2 separate regions of the Homo sapiens genome follow, and region 1 is linked to region 2. A link is an interaction called in ENCODE POLR2A ChIA-PET data of the cell type or tissue named here. Cell type or tissue: OCI-LY7. All regions are shown on one strand. Links, peaks and the distances in the headings refer to the core of each region. The heading gives the core; the rest is flanking DNA.

Region 1 (5,376 bases), core at 272-5,271, 140 kb after region 2:
ACGAGATGAACGTGGGAAGCCTGCCTGGCACGTGGTTGGTGCTGAGCCACCGTCCCCTAAGACTGATCACCCACTACCTTTGGAGGGTCAGCTACCGCCTGGCGCTGTTCTCTGTCAGTCATGGAACCCAAGATAAGGGCTCCAGCAGAAAGGAGAAACAGGATGGAGGTCAGGGAAAGCTGATCTGAAACTTAGGCTAAGGCCCTGAATGCCAACCTTAGGACCTCTCTTTGCCTCTGTCTGCGGCGGAGACTCACATGTTTCCATTACTTTTCTGTAATACAACAAAGCAACGGAATCCTTGGGATTCTGGCCATCCCGGAGGTACCTCCCGGGTCCGTGGCGGGGCAAGCCCTTTTTCCACGACGCCTCCCACCCGCCTCGTCTGCTTTGGCCGCGCTCCCGCGAAGGCCGCGGCGGGAGGCCCCTGATAGGGCGCGCAGGCCCCGGCTGCCAAGAGAAGGCCGGGCGCGGGCCAGGAGCCGGCGCCTGCGAGCCAGGGCAGCCCCGCGCGTTTGGAATGCGAGCGCCGCTCAATGCGTTCCATATGGCGGCGGCGCGGGCCCACCCGGCCGCCCGCGGCTCCCCAGCCTCGCGCCCGCCCCGCGGGTTCTTGTCGATCTCCCGGACCCACCTGGGCGCTGGGATAGGGACCACGGATTACCAAGACCAGCATAGTGCAGGGCACGTAGGAGGCATCCGGAGGCTTTGATGAATGAATGCTAAATACACGACTTACTGGTAGAAGGCGTCAGAGAGTCGACTCCTTAAATAACCCAGCACACAGTCCGCCAGCCTCGGCTCCACCAAAAATCGATGGGAGCCTGCCATGGGCGAGGACCTTCTCTTGTATTTGTGTAATCCCAGTCCCAGATCCCCGACTGGTCAGGGACTTTGTTCTCCAGCTTTGCCCAAGATGACAGTTGGGCTCAGAGCTGGTGATGTGACTTGCCCAAAGTCACACAGGTAGCAAGTAGCACGTCGGGATTTGAATCCGGGTTAAAGGACTCCACGTCCAGTGCTCTTTCTATCCAAACTCCAGAGGGAGGGGACCCTGCTGACACCTTAATGTACCCTGGCCTCCCTGGAGGCTTTTCTCATTGGAATCCCAGAGTTACTAAGACTTATAAAGGATAGAACTGTCCCCTTAATCCCGGGCATGGGGGCTAATGCCAGTAATCCTAGCACTTAGGGATGGAGAGGTGGGAGGATGGATTCAGCCTGAGTTCGAGACCAGCCTGCGCAACATAGCAAGATCCCGTCTCAAAAAAATAAAAAATATGCCAGGGTGACAAAGAGAAACTCTGTCTCAAAAGAAAAAAAAAAAAAGATAAAATAAGAAAACAAAAAACAAAAACAACAAAAAACCCCAAAACAAAGCATAGAACCCCCCAGTGAGCTCTACTTTGCTCCCCTCTCCCAGGGTTTTGAGCTTTAAATTTAAGGACAAGTGATTGCCTTAAAGAGAAGCCTGTGACTTTCATGTTGCGTTTATCTAATTAGCTATAATGGCACTTTTTTTTTTGAGTCAAGTTCTCACCAAGGCTGGAGAGCAGTGATGCTATCTTGGCTCACTGCAGCCTCGACCTCCTGGGCTCAAGTGATTCTCCTGCCTCAGCCTCCCGAGTAGCTGGGACTACAGGCATGCACCACCACACCCAGCTAATTTTTGTATTTTTAGTAGAGATGGGGTTTCACCACGTTGGCCAGGCTGGTCTTGAATTCCTGACCTCAAGTGATCTGCCTGCCTCATCCTCCCAAAGTGCTGGGATTACAGATGGGAGCCACTGCGCCTGGCCAAATTATACACTTTAAGTGGGTAAATTGTATGGTGTGTGAATTGCATCTTTAAAAAGCTGTTACCAAAAAACTCCAAGCTTTGCTGCTCCTCACTAGCCATGTGACCCTGAAGAGTGACCTCACCTCTCTGAGCCTCAGTTTCTTTATCTGTAAAATGGGCAGGATAAAAGTAGCTGCCTCAGGAGGTTGTTGTGAGGTTTTAAGGGGAGGAATTATGTAACAAGTTAGCATGGTACTTGATATACAATAAAACCTTGATAAATAATAACACTAGCTAGTGTTTACTGAGGGCTCACTCGTACCTGGCACTCTGCTAAGCTCTTAGGTCCATGATCTCATTTAATCCTCTAACCACTCTCATGCCAATTGTGTAGTGGAGGAGACCGAAGCTTGGACAGATGAGGCACAGATTAGAACCCTGAAGCTTGGGTTCTGAACCATGAGACAGTGTTGGTTTTTGTGTAGTTTTATGTTTGTATGGTTCTTTTTTTTTTTTTCTTTTTTTTTTTTTTTTTTGAGACGGAGTTTCGCTCTGTCGCCCAGGCTGGAGTGCAGTGGCGCGATCTCGACTCACTGCAAGCTCCGCCTCCCGGGTTCACGCCATTCTCCTGCCTCAGCCTCCCGTGTAGCTGGGACTACAGGCACGCGCCACCACGCCCGGCTAATTTTTTTTGTATTTTTAGTAGAGACGGGGTTTCACCGTGTTAGCCAGGATGGTCTCGATCTCCTGACCTCGTGATCCGCCCGTCTCGGCCTCCCAAAGTGCTGGGATTACAGGCGTGAGCCACCGTGCCCGGCCGTTTGTATGGTTCTTTTAAATTACTGTAACCCACTTCATTTGGAGATGCTGCGTTGCACACCCTGAAATGAAGTTTCATCTACTTATCCACCTCCTTCCAAATCGATTGTTTCCCTTTCTCTTGTGTAGGATACTTTATAAGGTATAACACGCCCCCACTGAAAGGCTGCACGAGACCTGGCATCTGCCCAGAGTGTAGTGGGCAGGGCCCACAGCCCACCCCTGTGAAGTGTTAGGCCTTTGGGAAGAAGGCCCAGGCTAGATGACTTGCTTTCAAGCCCCAGCGCTGCCACCTCCTAGCTTGTAGAGACCTCCTCGCCTTGGTCTTGTCATCTGCAAATATGCGGATTACGATCATATGTACTTGCCAGGGATATTGGGAGCTTGCTCACAGGCTCTCAGAAGCCCCAGAGCCTCACAATCGAGTTCTCCTGAGACCCCCATTGGCAGGGAGATGGCAGTCCTGGGGCTGGCCCACGCCCAGCAAGCTCCCCAGCCAGCTGTGCTGAGGCGGCAAGTGCTAAAAATAACAGTCACGTCTTGCAGGGACACAGGCTGGCCCAGAGGCAGATGGGAGTCAGGGAGGAAGTGGTGGGGATGCACCACCAGGACTCTCCACCTGCAGTGTGAAGATATGTGGGTGTGTATGGGGGATGATTCCTTTACCCAGTGCAAGGCCCCTAACTATAAAGGAGCTTGGTTTCAGGTCACATGGAGTGGGTGGGGCCTGTTCCCTGTAGCCAAGGCACTGAAAAAGTCCTCTAGTGCTATCCAGTGGAAATATTACATGACCTGCATATGTAATTCTAAATTTTCTAGTAGCCATATTAGAAGAAAACAAGAAGCAGATGAAATGAATTTTAATATACTTTAACCTATCAAATTTTTTTTTATCATTTCAACATGTCATCAATATAAAAATACGAATGAAATATTAAATTCTCAGCCGGGCATGGTGGCTCACACCTGTAATCCCAGCAGCTTGGCAGGCCGAGGCAGGCGGATCACTTGAGGTCAGGATTTCGAGACCAGTCTGGCCAACGTGGTGAAACCCCATCTCTGCAAAAATACAAAAAATGAGCCGGGTGTGGTGGTGGGCCCCTGTAGTCCCAGCTACTCGGGAGGCTGAGGCAGGAGACCTACTTGAGCCTGGAAGGCAGAGGTTGCAGTGAGCTGAGGTCGCATCACTGCACTCCAGCCTGGGCAACAGAGTGAGACCCCGTCTCAAAAAAAAAAAAAAAAAAAAAGAAATATTAAATTCTCTTTCTGATACTAAGTCTTTGAAATCTGGTGTATATTTCAGACAGAGCATCTCAATTTGGATCAGCCACATTTCACGTGTTGTGTGAGTTTCAAACAATCTCTCTAAGATTGTTTGTTTTGAGACGAAGTCTTGCTCTGTCTCCCAGGCTGGAGTGCAATGGCACGATCTCAGTTCACTGCAATCTCCGCCTCCTGGGTTCAAGCGATTCTCCTGCCTTAGCCTCCCAAGTAGGTGGGACTGCAGGCACCTGCCACTACACCCAACTAATTTTTGTGTTTTTAGTAGAGATGGGGTTTTGCCATGTTGGCCAGGCTGGTCTCGAACTCCTGACCTCAGGCGATCCTCCTGCCTTGGCCTCCCAAAGTGCTGGGATTACAGGCATGAGCCACCGCCTCCGGCCCTGAGATTGTTTTTTCATCTATAAAGTCAGGAAAATAATACTTTCCTCTGAGGTCTGTTATCAGTATTGTGATACTTGCAAGAAAAGCGTATGCTCAACAAATGAGTGCTATCATCATTTTATCATGGCTATTTAAACAAATTAATGTGCAGTCTGTTCAGAACTAAAACTGGATGTCACAGCTGATAGGTGTTTTTGTACTTTTCCCACAACATTATGCTGCTTCTAGTCATGAATCAAATCACTGGACTTAAGGGTTTGAACCTGGCATAAACTGATCTTGGTTCAAGTCCTGGCTCCTGGTGCTTGTGTGACCTTGGGTGAGTGATTTTTTACCCCTTGAAGACTGGGTGTTCTCTACTATAAAACAGAGATGATAATAATCACACCTTCCTGATGGGTTTTTTATGAAAGTTTCATGGAGCGATGTAGGTAGAGCCTGCAGTGCCGTGTCTGGCACTAGCTAAGCACTCCATGATTGTTTAAGATTATCTTATTCCGGCCAGGCTCGGTGGCTCATGCCTGTAATCCCAGCACTTTGGGAGGCCAAGGCAGGTGGATTACCTGAGGTCGGGAGTTTGAGACCAGTCTGGCCAAGATGGTGAAACCCCATCTCTCCTAAAAATACAAAAATTAGCCAGGTGTGGTGGCAGGCGCCTGTAATCCCAGATACTTGGGAGTCTGAGGCAGGAGAATCTGTTGAACCCAGGAGGCAGAGGTTGCAGTGAGCCAAGATTGGACCACTGCACTCCAGCCTGGGCGACACAACGAGACTCAGTCTCAAAGAAAAAAAAAAAAAAGGCCAGGCGCAGTGGCTCACACCTGTAATCCCAGCACTTTGGGAAGCTGAGGCAAGTGGATCATGAGGTCAGGAGATCCAGACCATCCTGGCTAACATGGTGAAACCCTGTCTTTACTAAAAAGTACAGAAAATTAGGGCATGGTGGTGGGCGCCTGTAGTCCCAGCTACTCGGGAGGCTGAAGCAGGAGAATGGTGTGAACCTGGGAGGCAGAGCTTGCAGTGAGCCGAGATCACGCCACTGCACTCCAGCCTGGGCGACAGAGCAAGACTCCGTCTCAAAAAAAAAAAAAAAAGATAAAAAGATTCTGTTA
Region 2 (5,376 bases), core at 267-5,266:
GGCTTCAGCCTCACCACTTACTATAACTCCTCTAGGCAATGAATCACTTTACCAAGCCACAGCTTTCTCATCTGTAAAACAGGAATGACAATCTGCCCTTAATGATGCTGTCAGGGGATCAAAGGTGCAGGGCCGTGGTACTCAAATGACAAGAAGCCCCGTAAGTTTAAGTTAGTAAGAAAGAACTCATGCAAAGATGTGCTGGATAGACACATCCTTGGGCAAAAGAGAGGAAGACTATTCCAAGGTCTGGAAGCAAAATGGGACTTTTACCCACCCCATCCCTTCATTTGCAACTATTCATGAAATTCACCAAAATTATTTCCTTGTGTTTTACCTTTATTGTTTTGCTTTTTGGATCACCTTCAGAAATGGTTATATTGTTGAGTTTACCTTCTAGAAGATGCAGAAACAGTAAAAAAACAGAGCCACCTCAGATCACTCAAGGGGTTGTTCTATTTTCAAAAACACACTGACTTTTGAAAAGTCCCTGCATTGGTTGGATAAAATGTCTGAAGTGGTTGGGGGGAAAGCAAGACAAAGTCTTAACTACAGAATATATTTTTAAGGAAATGCAGCTTTATTACTTTCAAGTACAAACAATAACTTGGGCTTGGCTAACCAAATTTGCCTAATTGAGGGAATCTGCTTTAATGTACAGATATAAATGATTTATAGTTAACACAATCACTCACGGGTAAAAAGAGTGCTTCTATGATGCAAGAAAATAACTTCTCATCTTAGAGACATCTTGTTCCACAATCACCCCACTATTTGCTTAAGCAACCTCTTCTTCCCCCTACCCCACACAGTTCAAATATAAACTTTATCTCATGCCCTCTAAATCACAACATACATCAAATTCGTGAAATATGAGTTGATTACTTTTTCCACATTGCTATAGATGTTGGATTGCTGACAGAACTATCTCTTCAACCTGAGCATTCTCATCAAGTATACTAAGTCTAAATCAGTGAAATATGCCTGTTCACAATCTGAGTACAAAGACACCAAAACATGAGCTTTTATCATCTGAATTACTAATTTTCCAGGGTTGAATATTAAAAACACATATTTACTTGGGCACATTTATGAAGAGTAGAAGTAGCTGAATTCTTTAGGCTGCAATAATTAAGTGGGTTTACACTGGTCAGGATTGAATTACTAAATTTAAACAACTGAACTGTTCCAGGAAAGACAAGAAACACTGAAACATCCTAACAGCAAAACAGCTTTTTGCACTGAGCGTGACCATTCAGTCTGATTAGGCTGATGGGAATGGTGCAAAGACTACTCAGTAATCCATTTGAGGATTTATTCTGAAAAAAGTTTACTTTCCTAGAGCAGGCATGGGGAACCTTTGATCAGAAACACTGCCAAAGATGGCTAATGGGCATTGTGTCAAAAAAGTGAATCTGTTCTTTTCATCAGACATTCTGAGGACAGCATAATTCTCAAGTGTCTTGGTTGTCTAAACCAAGCGAAAGCACCAGCGTAACCAGGTAGGAGGGCTGTGTCAAGAAGACGGACCTAAAGGGCTTCTCCCCTATCCTGACAACTGTGTCCACAGGCAAAGGTGACAGTATGCCCTGCCCGGACTGCATCATGAGTAGCAATCTGATTCTGCTCGCTTCCCAACAGAGAAAGGCAAGTGGCTTCATACACCAAGGCCCAGAGGAAGAGGCACAGAAAGCTATAAAAGTGATGCTGGGGCCGGGCACAGCAGCTCACGCCTGTAATCCCGGCACTTTGGGAGGTAGAGGCGGGCAGAACACGAGGTCAAGAAATCAAGACCATCCTGGCCAACATAGTGAAACCTCGTCTCTACTAAAAATACAAAAATAGCTGGGCGTGGTGGCACGCGCCTGTAGTCTCAGCTACTCAGGAGGCTGAGGCAGGAGAATCGCTTGAACCCAGGAGGCTGAGGTTGCAGTAAGCCGAGATCACGCCACTGCACTCCAGCCTGGGGATAGAGCAAGACTCTGTCTCAAAAACATACAAAAAAAACAAAACAAAACAAAAAAAACAGTGATGTTGGTAGGATTCACCTCTAGGCAATCTGGAAGCCACACAGTAACAACTTCAAGTTGCCAGCTGGGTTTGGTCAAAGAAATGTGTAAAGCCAGGATCCACTATCCTTAGCTGATTCTGTTAGATCAAAATGCCTAATACAAACAATTTCCTCATGTCTAAAATACTGTTTCCGAAAGTTATTTCTTTTGTTTTACAAATAGAGAGCAGTAATCATTTTCCTATGAATACTAGAATGATTATATAATCCTCATTCAAACCTCACACCAAGTGTTTTCAACAGCCAGAACAGAGCAATTTTTAAACTACGAAAAATGAAGTGCAAACCTTACAATTTCATAGCAATGTTCCCCACGTTTCACTCATGAACAGCTATCCAATTGCATGCACCTTCCTGCAGAACTTCTTCCAAGTCCAGTCCTTCCACTGGAGGGGCTTTCTTCCTATTTCTCCAATAGGTCTAAAATGTCAGGTTACAGTCAGATTTGGCAATGTGTATTACTTCAAATGATTGAGCTGGAGGAAACTACATTCCTTTGGAATGATGACAGAATCTATCAGAAACTTCACACATCCACTCAGCTCTCCTGGATCCCTGTCCACACCATGAAGCCTGAAGTTGTTATGATGGCCTTTATGAACCTGAAAGAAGCCGCTGGCTTCCACCACACCACAGTGTCACCCAAGAAATCCAATCCTTGTAAGAAAGGATAGGGCTTATCTTCTCATGACTTAGAATTTTTCAGAAATGAGAATATTCACAAAAGAGGGAAAGGCAATTCCCTTACCTATGCGCTAAGGAAGCCAAAGTCAGTGTGTGCAAGAGCTAGCTCTCAAAGGCAATGAAAGGAGAGTAAAGAATAGTTTTAGTTATCCCCTATCCACTTCTCATTCTGACTCCCCACTTTGCTTTCTTTTGCAAAAAGGATGAGCTAGTTTTCCATTTTTATAAAAACTGGCGATAGTATGAATAAACCCAGCATCTATAAAGTAGTTGAATAAAATCTCAGGCCAAATAAAGGCCTCCATAAGGAAGAACTGACATTAGGACTCCAATTACTGCCTGAAGTTCTGCTGTCAAAATCCAGCTGCATGATGATGCCACTGTACTCCAGCCTGTATGACAGAGCAAGACTGCCTAGGAAAAAAAAAAAATTCCAGCGGCACCAAGTACCACCTTGATGACTTCTGTATTCACCACTAAAAACTGAAATAGAACATACTATATACAGCTTCAAGTTTGTCACTTTTTAATAAAACTTTTCCCACAAATGATTATAATTACTTGCCCTTTGAAGCTATTGGATAGATCTGAAAGTGAGGTAGGGTGGGGATGGTCATTAGATCAGTAATAGTTATCTGTTCAGGCTCGATAAAAAGTAAAAACTCGGCCAGGCGTGGTGGCTCACGCCTGTAATCCCAGCACTTTGGGAGGCCAAGGCAGGTGGATGACCTGAGGTCAGGAGTTCAAGACCAGCCTGGCCAACATGGTGGAACCCTGTCTCTACTAAAAATATAAAAATTAGTTGGGTGTCATGGCAGATGCTTGTAATCCCAGCTACTTAGGAGGCTGAGGCAGGAGAATCACTTGAACCCAGGAGGCGGAGGTTGCAGTGAGCCAAGATCGTGCCATTGCACTCCAGCCTGCGCAGTAAGAGCGAAACTCTGTCTCAAAAAAAAAAAAATAATAATAAAGTAAAAAGTCATTTACCATCATCATTGCCCAAAGTCTCCTGGGGCTTCTGCAAAATAGATTCAGTTGTGATTCCGGTTCTATTTCTAGAGTACTAAGCAGAGCTGATGCACAGAACTCAATGTGAGATAGATTAAACCCAGATTTTGTGGGATGGGGGAAGATATTGTTCTTTTGCTTAAACCCCACAGAGTTTCAACATGGATATTAATGATATCTGTCCTTGAAATTCACCATTAATTTCTATCAACTTCACAGCACTCAGAGGTCCAGAGTCTGGCTCTATGCTAATGCAGATTCTGCAAGAGATAGGTCCCCACTCTAGAGTTCACATCATTCTCAGCTCTGCCAGCAACCCTTTTTCTCACCTGTAAAATGGATATGCTTTATACTGGAGTCAGCAAGAAGGAATAACTCATGTTCCCAGACATAAGCTGTCACTGAGGTTCCAATTCTTATGTTCATCTTCAAACTACCTTCCTATTGGTCTGTGAATGAAATACATCCCTCCCCACCACCCTTGTAATACAAGGGGAGACAGCTGAAGAGCGGCTGAGATTTTTCTACTGCTTGCTCCCTCTACTCTCTCCCTGATTGTGACCACTAACATTTCCACTGCTGAATCACAAAATTACCTAACTTTAGAGAGGGAGGAGGACACAATCTGGCAACCCAGGGACATGTTTTGTTTGGCTCACCTTATTTCAAATTTTCTTTAATCAGTTGTAACGTTTTAAAAATCCAGGATTTCAAATAAAAATCTGGATTTCTAGCTCCTCCTGAAACAATGTGAAGACCTGCCAACCCTGGGCTTGCTTCTCCTAATGACAAAACAGAGCTGAATAACTGCCCTATTAGATCAACTTTCCAGGGGACAGCACAATCCTCCCCAGAATGTTTTACTCATTTATGTTACCTGCACGGCTCCCTTAGGCATTTGGGTTTGTGAGCCCTCATCTAGGACAATTCCCTCACTTAAAAGATGAAGAAAATGATGGTCTTAGAAGAGAAAGTTAACTTGCCTGAGGCTGCAGATTAAGTTAGAGGCAAAGGAGGAAGTTAGGTTGGGTTCAGGTATCCTTCTAGTATAGCATACTGTGTCCCTATTTAAACCATGGCTTCTATCAGCATTTCTTCAACCAATTACTTAAACTGTCTAAGTGGAATCAGCTATATTTTCTACATTTCCCTTTTATTCATCCTTTTCATATAATTGATGTTCTTATAGAAAACTCTGTAACAGTCATTTCATTTAAATATTATCCGACCTGAAAGAAACCATGAATCAGGGATCAGACAAAAATACATGATCAACTTTTACACATTTCAGTAGGTGAAGGACCAGAAAGAATCTTAGAAATCACTGAGCTTCATACCTGGCTGTACAGACAAGGAAGCTGGGACCCAGAGAGGGTGCAGAGTTCCAGGGTAAGAGGCCCGGTCTCTAACCTTCCAGCTCACTGCTCTTTTCTGCTATACCAGGGCACCGCTGTGCAGTCATCCAGGCTGCCGGGGACTAGCTTCCCCGACATGGCAACAAAAACTACAGAACTCGCTCACATCTTAAACATGGCCAACCTTGACTCTGCCAAGATATAAGGTTTAGAATGAGTTGCTAACATTCAATTTACAGAATTGGATTTGAACTGGAA

Evidence for each region. Peaks named below come from ENCODE experiments on the same cell type or tissue, not always from the same donor. Only the 100,000 strongest peaks of a DNase experiment are listed, where the experiment ranks them.
Region 1: POLR2A ChIA-PET joins it to region 2 with 6 read pairs; 5 of 35 experiments call an interaction of 5 or more read pairs at or near these places.

The regions. Positions count from the first base shown.
Region 1 is chr9:120,894,154-120,899,529 of GRCh38, forward strand. It overlaps a transcript of PHF19 not described here. Among named protein-coding and RNA genes, the nearest start is that of PHF19, 20 kb to the left of the region's middle. RefSeq lists enhancers at 2,542-3,043, 4,469-4,548 and a cis regulatory region at 2,791-3,499. In OCI-LY7, for the core only: CTCF peaks have their summits at 3,359 and 3,558; a DNase peak (open chromatin) is centred at 3,198; H3K4me3 peaks cover 932 bases; H3K27ac peaks cover 4,359 bases.
Region 2 is chr9:120,758,638-120,764,013 of GRCh38, forward strand. FBXW2 (F-box and WD repeat domain containing 2) reads right to left here. Exons shown (of 8, transcript NM_012164.4): 8 at 1-5,376. Among named protein-coding and RNA genes, the nearest start is that of FBXW2, 32 kb to the right of the region's middle. In OCI-LY7, for the core only: no CTCF peak of the experiment used is centred there; no DNase peak of the experiment used is centred there.